Linked DNA regions of Homo sapiens: all the other regions are linked to region 1. The links are chromatin loops, found by intact Hi-C in ENCODE. Cell type or tissue: PC-9. All regions are shown on one strand.

The links. Peaks named below come from ENCODE experiments on the same cell type or tissue, not always from the same donor. Only the 100,000 strongest peaks of a DNase experiment are listed, where the experiment ranks them.
Region 2: it touches region 1 in a loop (2.8-fold over the local background); 3 of 110 quality-filtered maps call a loop at or near these places.
Region 3: a loop joins it to region 1, with 10 times the contacts of the local background. A loop is called at or near these places in 2 of 110 quality-filtered maps.

What each region holds. Positions count from the first base shown.
Region 1 is chr1:204,644,369-204,649,368 of GRCh38, reverse strand. All of the region lies in intron 1 of LRRN2 (leucine rich repeat neuronal 2), which reads left to right. Among named protein-coding and RNA genes, the nearest start is that of LRRN2, 39 kb to the left of the region's middle. RefSeq lists an enhancer at 1,199-1,869. In PC-9, no CTCF peak of the experiment used is centred here; DNase peaks (open chromatin) are centred at 1,678 and 2,078; H3K27ac peaks cover 1,717 bases.
Region 2 is chr1:204,586,510-204,591,509 of GRCh38, reverse strand. The region is part of intron 5 of LRRN2-AS1 (LRRN2 antisense RNA 1); the gene reads right to left. Among named protein-coding and RNA genes, the nearest start is that of LRRN2-AS1, 25 kb to the right of the region's middle. In PC-9, no CTCF peak of the experiment used is centred here; a DNase peak (open chromatin) is centred at 2,489.
Region 3 is chr1:204,706,496-204,711,495 of GRCh38, reverse strand. It overlaps LOC105371693 (a long non-coding RNA gene), which reads left to right. Exons shown (of 2, transcript XR_922454.3): 2 at 1,987-2,617. It also overlaps the pseudogene RNA5SP75. Among named protein-coding and RNA genes, the nearest start is that of LRRN2, 23 kb to the right of the region's middle. RefSeq lists enhancers at 1-597, 598-1,567, 1,568-2,537. In PC-9, no CTCF peak of the experiment used is centred here; a DNase peak (open chromatin) is centred at 2,835; H3K27ac peaks cover 584 bases.

The sequences.
Region 1 (5,000 bases):
TGAGCTGCGGATACAGAGATAAATAAGACCTATCCCTGCCCTCTAGGACCTCACAGTCTAGTGGTTTCTGAATGTGGGGCTGTTCAGCCCAGAGCGCCTGACCCTCAGCAGGTTGCTCTTAGGCGAGAACCAACCCTGCATCCTGAGCAGCAGCAGGTAAGGGAGTCAGCTGCAGCTCCTGGCTGCAGACTGGCCCTGTGCTCATTCACCTCTTTGAGTCGCCGCCACTGGTTGAAGAGTTTAGTTAGGAATCAGAAACCCTGAGTTCTTGTCCTGGCTTTGATGCTGATTTGCTCTGTGGCCTTCCACAAATCCCTTCACCTGGTGTACTTTCTGAAGCCAGGGTCTGGGCTTTGGTGCATCCACCTGACTTCTGATGACTCTGGCCTGACCTCATCCCAGCGCCACGCAGCTGCCTCTCCCTCCATGTGCCAGTGGAGGCAGCTCGGCTAGTGGAAAGGCCTCTGTTCTGGTCAGGAGCCATCTCTGTCTGGGCCTGCCACCACCACTGGGTAATCTCAGTTAGCTGTAAAGTGGGGAAGGTCACCACCTTAAGGGTTGGGGGCTGTGGTCTGAACAGCTCCACATTTCAAAACCACTAGACTGTGTGGTCCTGGAGGGCAGGGATGGGTCTTATTTATTTCTGTATCCCTAGCTCATGGCCTGGTTCTCAGCACACAGCTGCAGAGTATAAATGGATGAATGAATCAAACCAACCTAACCAAAAAGTAGGTTGGGTGGGGGGGCGAGGCTAGAAGACCAACTGTGTGGTAACAAGTCCATGCAGGTGAAGCCTCCCTTGAATAAAACTCTCAGGGCCATACAAGAGGACCTCATTGTTGGTATGCAGCGGTTGCTTCTTGGATACCATCCCTCAATTCAGTGGACATACGAACTGGAGGTGCTGCGGGGGAAGCAGTGGAAAGCACATGGAAGGAATTTCCTGGCTCTGGGCCTATTTTCTTGGGGTCCCTGGATTGGATTCTCTTTCAGGCTTCTTCCAACTCTTGACATGCTGGGATTTGGCATTGAGATGTACCCAGTAGTGAGGGCAGCCTTGGGAGAGGTTACAGCTTCTTCTGCACCCTGCCCAGGCCCTCTCTCACTGTGGGAAGGTGCAGTTGGCTGCACCTCTCTGACATTTTCCTCTTCACATTTTCCCCACTGTCTGTTTCCACACATGCTGCCAACCCCAGCCCATCCTGTTCCAACCCTGTGCTCTTTCCCTATGGTTTGGCCCATCTTGTCTTCAGTGGCTGTAGCTGGGCTCACCTTCCAAGTGTCCCTGAGTAAGTGGTGGAGGTGGGATTTGAACCTAAGTCTTTCTAATCCACAGTCTGTCAGAATATAGAAATGTATGTTCAATAGAAATATAATGCAAGCTGCATTAAAAAGGCAAAAAGAAACAGGTGAAGTTAATAACATATTCACCCAATATAGCAAAAATATTTCAAAATGCAATCAATAACAAATTCATGAATGAGATGTTTCACATTCTTTTTTCATATTAAATCTTTGAAAGCTGGTGTACATTTACATGTCCAGCACATCTCCATTTGGACTGGCCACATTGCAAATACCCAGTGGCCTCATGTGGGGCTGCCACCTTGGACAGCTCTGGTCTTTGTTCTTGATACTGCTCCTTCCTGCTGAGTCATAGAGTGACTCCGCATAAAAATCAGAGCCGTCCATCTGGGCTTTGCTTCTCTTTCACTTCCTACTGCTCTCAGGGACCAGCCCTTCTCCTTTGGGCTCTTTTGGAGTTGGTGCTCTCTCCCCTTCCCTCTTACCTTCTTACCTGCCCATCCTCCACCTCCTCTCCCCTCACTCCCTCTCTCCCTTTCCTTGTTGTCAGACAAGAAACCTTTAAATAGGTGAGACAAAGGTGACAAATGTTCCTCATTTACATTCAAGTTCTATCTGCTTTTTTGGCCCTGTTGAATGGCACCTCTATCAAAATATCTCATTTGGAAATGTCAGAGTGGCTTTTGATAAGTCATCAGTCACTCTGATGGTAGTAGCTGACAGATGTGGGTAACAGTGTGGTGGTATCTAATATACTGTGGAATGCATCTTTTGCAATTGTGTGGTATTTTATTTATTCAATGTGGCATGAAATCTCTATTGAAGGAAAGAAACTATTAACCCTGCCAGACCAGTCTCTTTAAGGCCTTCTTTTCTCCTTAACTTTCTAGCCTTTTTTTTTTTTTTTTAACCTCCTTGCTTCCTTTCCTGGAATCAGAATCTTGCAATCCCAGTCACTGCAGGCCAAGTTCTTGGGCACCCCCTTGCCTATTGCAGCAAAAGTCAAGCCAGCCACACTCGTGGAGGCTCTGCCATCCCTACAAGAAGTGGGTAAAAGCTTCTGGGTTGAGACGGAACCCTGGCTTGGAATCCAGTTGCTCTTTCCCCATGGCTGGGCTCATCTTGTCTTTGGTGGCTGTAGCTGGGCTCACCTGCCAAGTGTCCTTGAGCAAGTGGTGGAGGTGGGATTTGAACCTAAGTCTTTCTAATCCACAGTCTATGTTAGAATATAGAGATATATGTCCAATAGAAATATAATGCAAGCCCTATTAAAGAGGTCAAAAGAAACAGGTGAAATTAGTAACATATTAACCCAATATATCAAAAACATTATTTCAAAATGCAATCAATAACAAATTCATGAATGAGATATTTCACATTCTTTTTTCATATTGAATCTTTGAAAGCTGGTGGACATTGACTTGTCCAGCACATCTCAGTTTGGACTGGCCCATGAATCTTGCCTGAGTCCCAGCTCCCAGGTTCTCATGAAGGGAGAAAATCTAGCCTTGGCAGCCATTGTTCCCCGGATGTAACTTCTCCCTCCTCCCTGCCAGCTCCCCCAGCTCTCCCAGAGTCTGCCACTGTAGCTGCCATCCCTGAGGGGCTGCACTGCTCCTGGGTTGTAGTAACCCAGGTGCCTACTATCCCTGTTTCCCCATAATTTCAACTCAAACAAGAGTAGTTTTTTTGAAAAGAACGTTCACTAAAAACTAAACGAAAAATAACACACACACGCACACAGCCTACCCCAAGAAAGCATGGAAATAAATCCCAAGTTTTGTCAGGTCAAGTATTTCTGATCTAAAATACAGGCAGTCAGGTCCCTAATGAGATGGGCTGGTTCAGTCCAGGCAGCCTGGTCCACGCCCCTTCTCCCATTTCACCTGTGTCTGGAGTCCCCCCTCCCCATCTTTTCTCACCATGGAGGTCTTCCTCCCCTGCCACCACTTTTTCCTCCGGTCCCCCTCCCATTTTTTGGGGGTTGAGACTTTGGCCAGGTATTGCAAGTAGCCAAGCATGGTGGGATGACAGGTCTCTAAAGGCCCTGGGTTGTTACTGAGAGAAATCACTGTGCTAACATAGTGATATGGTTTGGCTCTCTCTCCCCACCCAAATATCACCTTGAATTGTAATCCCTATAATCCCCACATGTCAAGGGTGGGACCAAGTGGTGGTAATTGAATCATGGGCGTGGTTTCCCCCATGCCCTTCTCATGATAATAAATCTCATGAGATCTGATGGTTTTTATAAGCACCTGGCATTTCCCCTGCTTGCACTCACTCCGTCCTGCCGCCCTGTGAAGAAGGTTCTTGCTTTTCCTTCTGCCATGATTGTAAGTTTCCTGAGGCCTCCCCAGCCATGCAGAACTGTGAGTCAATTAAACCTCTTTTCTTTTCAGATTACCCAGTCTTGGGTATTTCTTCATAGCAGTGTGAGAATGGACTAATACACAGCCATTCTGAAGTTTCCTTATCAGTACATGGAGATGGTAATACCTGCCTCAGAGAGTTGCCATGATGATTCCGCATGCAATCACACATATGAGAAAGTGCCTTGTCGACCTAAACCCTACTGTGAAATCATTCTTTTACCCATGTCCAGACACGATGGAGGAAAGGCTGCCCAGTGCCACCTTAGCAACTGACCCAGCCCATTCTCCACCCATTCTTTAAGGAGAGATGCCAACACACACACAAGTTTTAGCATGAGCCTTTCCCTGTTCCTGTTTCCTTGGGGTGCTGTTTGTGATTTCTGCAGAAGGCAGCATCTTATAAAGAAAAGAACTGTTACTCTAGGGCCAGACCAACCTGGCTCCAATTTTAGCTCAGTGCAACTTATTGTATGCCTCTGGGCAAATAAGCCGCCTCAGTTTCCCCATCTGTATAATGATTTAAGTATACCAGTCACACAAGAGTTGGACCTATGACACTGTCAATGCTCATGACTGTGAATTCCCTTCTTCATCCCCACCCCATCCTCACCCTCTCCCTCTCTGTGCAGGTGTAAGGTGGAGAAAGTACTAGATAGCTGGCGAAAGCCCTCTGCCCTGCCCTGTGGCTTGGAGTAGATAGGTGTGGAATCCAGATGGGATGAGCCTATCAGTCCTCTAACCATCAACCTCCCACATACCTAGTCTACACACAGGCCTGCTCCAGCAGGACCCAAGCTAGCTACCCTTGGGGAGGGACTGCTACCTTTACAGGAAGCTTCTATTAAGAGGGTCCCACTGCTAGCCCTGGGAACCATGTTGTTTATTCTTTTACCCCAAGCTGCATTTATTGAGCACTGACCATGTGCAGACCCTATGCCAAGTGAGGGGATGCTAGGGATGAGGGAGGCCCAGCCAGCCCCTGCTCTTGAGAAGCTCAGTCTGGGGAGGCAGATGGACTTGCCATGGCTCATGCTAAACTAGGGTAGGTGTTGTGGGAGCAAGAGGAGAGAAGGAAGGTGTCACAAAGGAGATGACAACTGAGCTGGCACTTGGAGGATAATTATGAGCTCCCTAATAAGAGAATGGAAAGACATTCCAGAACAACAGGTTCAAAGACCTGAAATCACAAAAGAGAACAGCCAGCTCCTGTCCAGGGCAGGGGAAAAAGAAGAGGAGGAGAGGATCTGAAGAGGTGGGCAGGCATGGGGCTGTCGGGGGAGCTGCTAGGCCAGCCAAGGGGTCTACCCTTTGAGAAAGGAG
Region 2 (5,000 bases), 58 kb after region 1:
GATTAGAAAATTGGAGATCAGCTTGTCCAAGGCCACAAATGGCAAAATAGAATCAGAATCAGAGCCTGACTCCAAAGCCAATGTGTTTTCTACCACATTTAACTGCTTCCTGGGGGCCCCAGCCATCTACCTCTTTACAATGAAGAAGAGTGGGAAAATCTCTTCTTCCCAAGGACAGAGAAAAAGTTGTTTTGTTCGTTTGTTTGAGATATAATTATAATTTATGTTCAGTAAGATGCACAGATTTTAAGTGTACCATTCAACACGTTTAGACAAATGTATACACCCATATAACCAACATCTAAATCAAGGTATGGAATACTTCCATCACCCTAGAAAATTTCCACCAGAGACCACCACTGTTTTAATTTCTACCACCAGATTTGTGTTGCCAGTTCTTGAATTTCATATAAATGGATTTAATGTATGAATGGTTTCTTTCCCTTAACATAATAAGGCAAGTAATATAGTTTGGATATTTGTCCCCACCCAAATCTCATGATGAATTATAATCCCCAATGCTGGAGGTGGGGCCTAGTGGGAAGTGTTTGGGTCATGGGGATGGATCCCTCACGGCTTGGTGAGTCCTCGAGATAGTGAGTGAGTTATCACGAGATCTAGTCATTTAAAAGTGTGTGTGGGCCAGGTGCAGTGGCTCACACCTGTAATCCCAGCACTTTGTGAGGCTGAGGCAGGTGGATTACCTGAGGTCAGGAATTTGAGACCAGCCTGGCCAACATATAGAAACCCTGTCTCTACTAAAAATACAAAAATTAGCTGGCATGGTGGTGTGCACCTGTAATCCCAGCTACTCGGGAGGCTGAGGCAGGAGAATTGCTTGAACTGGGGAGGCGGAGGTTGCAGTGAGCCGAGATTGTGCCACTGCACTCTAGAGCAAGACACTGTCTCAAAAAAATAAAATAAAATAAACTAATAAAATAAAAGTGTGTGGCACCTCCCCACCGACTCTCTTGGTCCTGCTTTTGCCATACATTGTGCCTGTTCCTCCTTTGCCTTCTGCCTTGATTGGAAGCCTTCTGAGGCCTCCCCAGAAGCAGATGCTGCCATGCTTCCTGTATAGCCTGCAGAAACATGAGCCAATTACACCTCCTTTCTTTGTAACTTACCCAGTCTCAGGCATTTCTTTATAGCAACGCAAGAATGCCCTAATACAACAAGATTTTAAAAAAGAGACTTTTCAAGTTGGGCACAGTGTCTCAGGCCTATAATCCCAGCACTTTGGGAGGCCAAGGCAGGTGGATCACTTGAGGTCAGGAGTTCGAGACCAGCCTGACCAATATAGTGAAACCCCATCTCTACTAAAAATACAAAAAACAATTATCTGGGAATGGTAGTGCATGCCTGTAATCCCAGCTACTCAGGAGGCTGAGGTGGGAGGATTGCTTGAACCTGGTAGGCAAAGGTTGCAGTGAGTCGAGATTGTGCCACTGCACGCCAGCCTGGGCAACAGAGCGAGACTCTGTCTCAAAAAAGAAAAGGGGGGGGGTATGGGGGGACTTTTCTAAGACGTTAAGGACAATTCCTCAGAAATATCCAAAAGTAATGAATTGACCTATCGCCAAGTTCCAGTTCAGTCCTGACCGCACTGAAAAAATGGTTAGATTGGTTGGCACTGCTAGGCCACCCAAAACCGTAGTTCCTTTTTTTTGCCCCACCTCTCTAAGGGGTAGGTGTTAACCACAGAAGCTCAGGGGTCAGACTGCCAACATTCTGGGTCTGAAGGCATCTGACCTTCCCGGGGCCTGTTCCCTTAAATCTTCTTAAGGTGCGAGCACTTGTGTACTTGTGTGTGCCAGCCATCTGCTGGCCTCCTGCACTGGGCCTCAGGAATCTCATTCCAGACTCCTGGGTAAGGAAAGCTCATTCCTCTCTGGCCTCAAGATTCCTCCCCTGCATGTCTGCCTGTCCTATATTTGCTTGGCCACACCTTCCTTATAACTCTAGGAAGCAGGAATCTAGACTGGTTCAGGGAGGCCCGACTTCTTCCTCAGAGTCCTAGGCCACCATCTTGGTCAAGGCTTTCTAGGAGCCTGGCAGGCTCTGAGGGGAACACCATCTTTTCCAGGGTCTTCTGGCTTCACATCAGCTTCTCTGTGAGTCAGCACCTTCTCCACACCTCTTGTACCTTTCAAAGCCTGTGTTCTCATTCTGGAGGCCCACCAAGTCCCTGCTTCCTGCATGAAAATTGCCTCTCTTCTCTTTTAAAGAGCAGGAACCACTGAGGCTGGGTGTGATGGCATGTGCCTGTAGTCGCAGCTACTTAGGGGGCTGAGGTGGGAGGATTACTTGAGCCTAGGAGATCGAGGCTGCAGAGAGGACCACTGTACTCCAGCCTGGGCTACAGAGTGAGACCCTGTCTCAAAAAAAAAAAAAAAAAAAAAAGCAGGGACAACTGAAATGCCCTGACTTGCTGAATGAATGAGCTCGCAGAACCAGCCCTGCAGCCCTGTGGATGGAGGTTATGCTCTCCAGGTGTCCCCAGGGAGGAGAATAACATTCCCCGAGGCTCCTCAATTATATTCTCACTGTCGGGGAAAATTCCTTTTAGACATTACAATTGGATAGCAACATTTCCTGACACAGGGTGACTGGAGGAGGCTGAGGAAATGCCCCAAAAGTCTGTAACAAGGCCCCGGATGTGGCCAGAGCCTGGACCAGATGCAGGAATGGGGGCAAGGGCCTTGGGGGTCCCCTGGGCAATCCAGTATCTTTCTCTAAAAAGGGCTGGAACTGAGCCGGAACTGCTGGAGACAATGGACTGAAGCTTTTTAATTGGTGTCCTGCACATCTCAGTGGTCATTACCTGCAGCCCAGGCTGTCTCTACCCCAGGCAGCTCGGTACTGTGGCACCCTGTGGCATCCTTCCAACATGCCCCTTGAGAAGGACCCAGGCTATTGATCCCCAGAAGGAAAGAGAGGCTGGGGCAGGTTACATGTCCCTGTTCCAGACTACATCAGTCAGTCGATCAACAACCATCAAGGAGCCCTTCAGAGACAAATGGTAATTTCATTCACTCTGGTCTTTAACTAGCTGTATTCTCTTACCATTTCCTAATTGCCTCTGTCTCTTTCTCTCTCATGCTGTCATTCAGTCAACGAAGATATACTGCATTTGAGAAGCAACCCAGTATTATAAAGAACATTAACACTGGAGCCAGATTGTCTGGGTTGGAACCCCAGCTTTTCCACTTACTAGCTGTGTGATCTCAAGCAAACTGGGCCTCAGATATCTTGTCCATAAACTGGCAATAATCAAATACTCACAGAGGTATTGAGAAGAACAGGGGAGCTAAATATGTAACCTGTTTAGAAGGGTTTCTGGCACGTGGTACAATAGATATTTTTGCTATTAAAATAATAATTATTACTATATGCAAAGCACAGTGCTAGATTCTGAAGATAAGACAGTGACCAACAAAGAAATTCCACCTGCTCTCATGGAACTTAACCCTTGAAGCTGCAGCGAAACTGCATCTTATGACTGTGATACATGGAAGGAAATGGAAGTACAGTGGCTGGGGGAGATATAATCAGGGCCTGAGCTGGACTGAGACACCAGGGAAGGCTCTCCCAAGGTAGTGATACTGAGTTGAGTTTCAAAGGATGGTGGGAGTTGACTGGAGAAGGGCACAGCAGGTGCAGTCTGGGGTAGGGAGGGGCCCGGCCATCTGGAACTGAAAGGCTAATGTGAGTGGAGTTTGCAGAGATCCTCAAAGTGCAGAGCGGAGAGGGCAGGAGATGAAGCAATGCAGGGGAGTCGGGAGTCGGGAGTCAGGAGGCCGTGGCTGGTACAGTCCACATAAAAGTAGACACAAAACCAAAGGCACAATCCATGACAGAGGTGACTGATAAGATGCACGTCATTCAAATGAAAAACTGCTTTGCAAAAGATGCTGTCAAGAGAGGAAGGAGACAAGCCACAGACTAGGAGAAATATTTGCCAAAGACATATCTGATCCAAAATATATAAAAAATTCTTAAAACTCAACCATAAGAAAACAAACACCCAATTAAAAACTGAGTCGAGGCCAGGTACAGTGGCTCACGCCTGTAATCCCAGCACTTTGGGAGGCCGAGGCGGGAGGATCACCTGAGGTCAGGGGTTCAAAACCAGCCTGGCCAACATGGCAAACCCCCGACTCTAATGAAGATACAAAAATTAGTGGGCATGGCGGCGTGTGCCTGTAATCCCAGCCACTCAGAAGGCTGAGGCAGGAGAATAGCTTGAACCCTGGAGGCGGAGGTTGCAGTGAGCGTAGATCGCTCCACTGCACTCCAGCCTGGGTGAGAGCGAGACTCTGTCTCAAAAAAATAAAAAAATAAATAAATAAATAAAAATAAAAAAAGAAAAAACTGAGCCAAACACCTTAACAGACATTTCACCAAAGAAGATGTACAAATGATAGATAATCATATGAAAAGATGCTCCACGTCACATGCCATTGGGGAAATGCAAATTAAAACAAAGTGATACCACTATATACATTAGAATGCCCCAAATCTGGAACACTGATAATACCAAATGTTAGTGAGGATGTGGAGCAACAGGAACTCTCATTCATTTCTGGTGGGGATGCAAAATGGTACAGCCACTTTGGAAGACAGTTTCATGGATTCTTACAAAACTAAACATACTTTCACCATATAATCTAGCAGTCGCACTCCTTGGTACTTACCCAAATGAGTGGAAAACTTATGTCCACAAAAAAACCCACACACAGATGTTTATAGCAGCTTTGTTCCTAGTTGCCAAAACTTGGAAGCAACCAAGGTGTCCTTCAGGAGGTGGAAGGATAAATAAACTGTGGTACATCCAGACAATGGAATATTATTCAGCGCTAAAAGGAAATGAGCAGCCAGGTGCTGTGGCATTCGCTTGTAATCCCAGCTACTTGGCTGGTTGAGGCAGGAGGATGGCTTGAGCCCAGAAGTTCAAGATCAGCCTGGGCAACATAGTGAGCAAGACCCCATCTCAAAAA
Region 3 (5,000 bases), 62 kb before region 1:
CGCTGAGGAGTGATAAGGAGAATCAAGAAACAGCAGCGCTGGAAGAGACTTTCGAGATCATTAGGTTCTGTCCCCACATTCTGCTGAGAAGACACAAAGAAGTTAGTGACATGGCCAAAGACACACAGCCTGCGGTGCAGGGCTGGACACGGCTCCACTGCACTCTGCAGCCACCTTGGCCTGCTCCGCCTCTTGGTGTGTGGCTGACAGCTGCTGGATTGATCCGGCCAGTCACCTTAGGAAAGTCACTGAATGCCCCAGAGCGTAGGTAAAGTTAGGAGAGGGGCTAACGGGATCTATGTTATGGCTCAGCAAAGGCTGCCCTTCTAGCAGCTCTTGGAATAGAGTGACGGATCTCACACTGTGGTTTGCATCAGTAACACCTGGAAGGCTATGAAAACGGAGCATTGAGTCGCACCCCAGAGTTTCTGAATCAGTGGGTGTATTGTTTATCTTTTTAACTTTCTATATGTATTACGATGTGTTGATGTTTAAACATCTTTCTGGCTGGAGACAGACTGCCCCTCCCTGGGCTAGCCATATTCTTAGAGACAGTGATGGGCTCAGTGGGAGCAGGCCTTTTATATGCAAACGAACCCACCCAGAGCCAGATCTCAGTCTGGCCCTTTTACCCCGGGAAGCAATCTTCCTCTGCCCTACTCATCCCAGGGCCAGGTACCAGGCAACTGGAGACCACCCCTGTAGTTTAAAGCCTGTTGACATTATCCAAACTAGCCAATTCTAAAATGTTCACTCCGCCCTGCTTTGCCTTTCTTGTGGAAAACCCAGTGAAGAGTAGCTCTCTCCTCACTCCTGCCCATCCTGCCTCTAGGCCACTCTGACACTTTTCCACACAAAAGTGCACAGGACAGGAGGTCGGTGCTGGAGCCTGAGAATTGGGATTTCTATTAAATAACAAGTTCCCTTGTGATGCTAATACTGCTGGTCTGGGGACCCTACTGTGAGAACTATTGGAATAGAGGAGTCAAAGGTAGCCGGGAAGATGTAGACACATTTGCATAGGGCGCCCAGGGAGCCCCTTGAAAGGAAAAGGATCAGGACGCTGATCTCTTATTTGCTCTAATTCAGCAGGTCCTGATGGACTGAGATGGTAATGACCTCAGACATCACCGGTGAGAATAGACAAAAGGGGCCCCAGGGGAGAATTCATCCTGAGGGCAACTGCAGACAGGGCTAAGCAAAGTGTGGCCCCTGGACCAGCAGCATCAACATCCTGTGGGAGTTGTTAGAAATGCAGATTATTAGGCCCCATCCAAGACCTACCGAATCAGAATGTCTGAGAGTGTGGGCCCCAGATCTGTGCTTGAAGAAGCTCTCTGGGTGATTCTCACACACAGTGAAATTTAGGAAGCGCCAGTATAGCCCAATCAGCTGCCTTCACACTGGAGCCTGCATTACCTTGATGGCAAAGTGGCCGGTTCTGGCACAGAGTGTGGCACAGAGTGTGGCTAGTGTGGCAGTGGCTAGAAACTCTCCCAGACCCAGCTACTTAGCTGGTGACCTGTGGGGACAGTAGCAAAACAGGTGAGTAAAAGCTCATTTGCACTGTATCAGAAACCCCAGAAGTGGCATAGCCATGAGCAGGTCTGCGCAGGCGTCTGATTGGCAAAGGCATAAAGGCCGCCATGGGGAAGCCCCTCTGGATTGTGTGAGACCAATGCAGAGCCATCATTCAGGAGGCAGTGATAGAAGCAGGGACTGGGCCGGCTCTGCAGTGATCTTTTTACTGGCCCATCACACTACACAAGCCCTAGGGCTTTTCCATCCATTGTCAGGGGCAAGCGCTGGGGAGGAAGAGAGGGTACTAAGAGATACTAGACTTTCTGCTTAGTTGGAAATGTGCTTGCTTAAAGGACTGATTTAAGTATTCAAAGATCTGTGACCTTCTTTGTATCCTCAGCTGATGAAATACATCGCTCCATTTATATTTCTGTAAATTTCATATTTTATTTGTGCTTCTAACAGAGAGAGTTGGTTAGTGGGACTTGCAGCGGAGAATTCTGACTCATGGTAGCCCGAAGATGAAGGCTAAGGAAGGAGGTCATTTGAAGCATATTGCATGGCCCAGGATCTTTAGTCTGCCCTGAAGGACTGTGGATTCCAAACAGCAGAAGATGGTTCCACTAAAGACTGCTTCAAGGGAGGGTCTGGGAGAGGAGTGAATGGGAAGATGCCCCTAAACACCTGGAGGTGATTCAGCCTCACCCTCCCCCAACATCTGGCACCTACCTCCCCTTCCCAAGCACCTCACACCTCTGCTGAGGCGGTTCCCTTGGTCTGGAATGCCACTCTCCACTCTGCCCAGATGACGAACACCTGTGCCTCTTTCAGGACTTGGCTTGGGATCTTTTCTCGGAAGATTTTCCAGACCTGTCCTGAGATAGTGTTTCCATTTCTCCCCATGCTCCCACTGGACCCTCTATGTATTTCCATCATAGCACATATACCTTCTGCTCCAGGATTGCAAATTCCCCAAGGCAAAGATGGCCTTGTCTTTCTTTTTAGACTCAGTACCTGGAATGGCAAATGAGATAGATACTACCCAGGTAGAGCTTATGATCAGGTGGGATTTTTATAAAGATATCTGAATAAGGAATTAAGCCTTCAGTGAGGAGCTTTAAATGCATGATATTTTACCAATTACACTACCAGGACTTTAGCACCTAATCTGCTTTAGAGTCACTCCTGCCTAGGGGAGCTCCCAATCTAATGAGGTAAACCCCATTCCCGCCCCTAGAGAGTTCCAGTCTGAGAGAGGTTGACACAGCCCTTGCCCTCAGCAAATTCCCAGAGTGATGCGTAAACATGAAGTATTAGTCATGACACTGTTTCCTGCCAGGTATTAGTTTCTTTTCATGCAGTGAGAAATGTGGCCCCTGAAATTCCAAGCCTAAATTGTCCTGCAGCTCACAGGCCAGAGACAGAGCTTTTTTTTTTTTTTTGAGATGGAGTCTTGCTGTGTCACCCAGGCTGGAGTGCAGTGGCACAATCTCGGCTCACTGCAAGCTCCGCCTCCCGGGTTCACGTCATTCTCGTGCCTCAGCCTCCCGAGTAGCTGGGACTACAGGCGCCCGCCACCACGCCTGGCTAATTTTTTGTATTTTTTAGTATAGACGGGGTTTCACCATGTTAGCCAGGATGGTCTCGATCTCCTGACCCCGTGATCCACCCATATCGGCCTCCCAAAGTACTGGGATTACAGGTGTGAGCCACCACGCCTGGCCAGAGAAAGAGCTTATATCCTAGCATCAAATCTCAGAGAAGGCACTGTCTGGCTTTGCGTGGGCCGGGTACCCATCCCTGTGAGCAGGTGGGGCTGAGTGGAAGAAAGGAGGCCAGGCTGGCTGGCCCTGCCAATCTGCACAGAATGGGTTTGCCATGGGACAGAGGTCTGGTACTGGGGAGGGGATTTGGAGGGGAGCACAGCAAGTTGTGCTTGACTGACAAAACTACTGCCCTGGGCTGCTGAGGAGGCTGGACACATAAACGCAGCGCAGAATGTAGACGGGGGCACGTACCACAGAAGCAAGCGCAGATCGATATTCCAGAGTGCACTTAAAAGCTGAGAGGAGTCCTGGTGTTTGAGGTCAGGTGGAGTTAAACAGGCAAAGCTCACAGTGCGAGAAGAATCTTGACCAGGAATTGCAAGAAAGAGTGCAACAAGTTTTGAGGTAGAAGAGGCTTGCCCTTGCAGATGCCTGGGGACAAGGATGGGGTTTGCTGAAGGAATACCCTGAGGAAGAAGAGTGCAATTTCTCAGAGGATGCTGGAAACCCCAGGCCCCACCCGTCCCACACACCTAGCCCAAGGCCCTTACCCCTCTGCTCCCAGTTACAGCATAGGATGCTTGCCCACCCACAGTGGTGGGGACCAGCTCTTGGGAACCTGCAGTCTTAGAAGAAAAACCTGCATAGCTTTACTCCTTCCAGAGGGAGAAACAGGGATGGGGGAGGGGGGGTTAAGTCCTATGGAAATTAGCAATAGTGCAGCGGGGACAGGAAGGAATTGAGAATTGAACGGGGGAGAGGGAGAGAGAGAGAGAGACACTAGAGCCATACCCCCCGGAACACACCTGACTTCCTTTGATCTGGGAAGCTAAGCAGGCCTGGGCCTGGTTAGTGCTTGAATGGGGGAGAGAGACAGAGGTTTTAGCCTGTGAAAGGAGCAGAGTATGGAATGGAGAAGAAAACAGGGGCAGCCCTCACTGTTGTCATGGCAACACAGACACATCCAACTGTGCCCATAAACTCCACTGTGTGTGAGTCTTTTCCTAAGCCAAAGCCCCAGGACAGAAAGGAACAAAGAGAGCCCCAGGTGGGGGGCTCACCCCCAGAGACCCTGCACCTTTCCTGGCTGGGCACTGCCAGGGGCAGGAGTAGGGGATTCCTTTCAGAGGTCGCCTCTCCCTTGGAGCAGACGGAGGAACGCTTCCCATGCCAAGTCTTTTGCTACAGAAAGGAATATAATGGTAGACACGTGGTTTGTGCATGAGGCATGGTTGGGGCCCTGGGGTCGGGGGAGAGATCTCCCATCAGGTGGGCACAGAGGGTGGCACAGCCCTGCTCACACATCCCCATGAAGCCCAGGAGCTCGCCACCAGGACCGTGCCACCAGGCGAGGCACAGCCTTGCTTCCTTCTCCCCAGGTTGGGGTGTGCTGGGCTCCAGATGGATTTTAGGAAGGCAGATTCCTCAGTTAGCTGGAGGAGGAGTCTCTGCCAAGCACCCGCAAAGCTGAGCTTCCCCCACCCTCCTCTTCTTATCTCTCTCCCTTTTCATTTTCTTGCCCCCACTTCCTCTGCTTATCTTCTTTCCGCTCTCGTTTTCTTTTCTACTCGCCTCGCCTCTTTCCCCGCTCACCCTGTCCTCCTTCCTCTTCCTCTTCCCCTCTCCGCTGTCTGTCTGTCTCTAGTTCCCTTGGTCTCTCTCCTCTATCCCCACCTGCCTTCTCTCTATTTAAATGGATACTGAAGCCAGAGG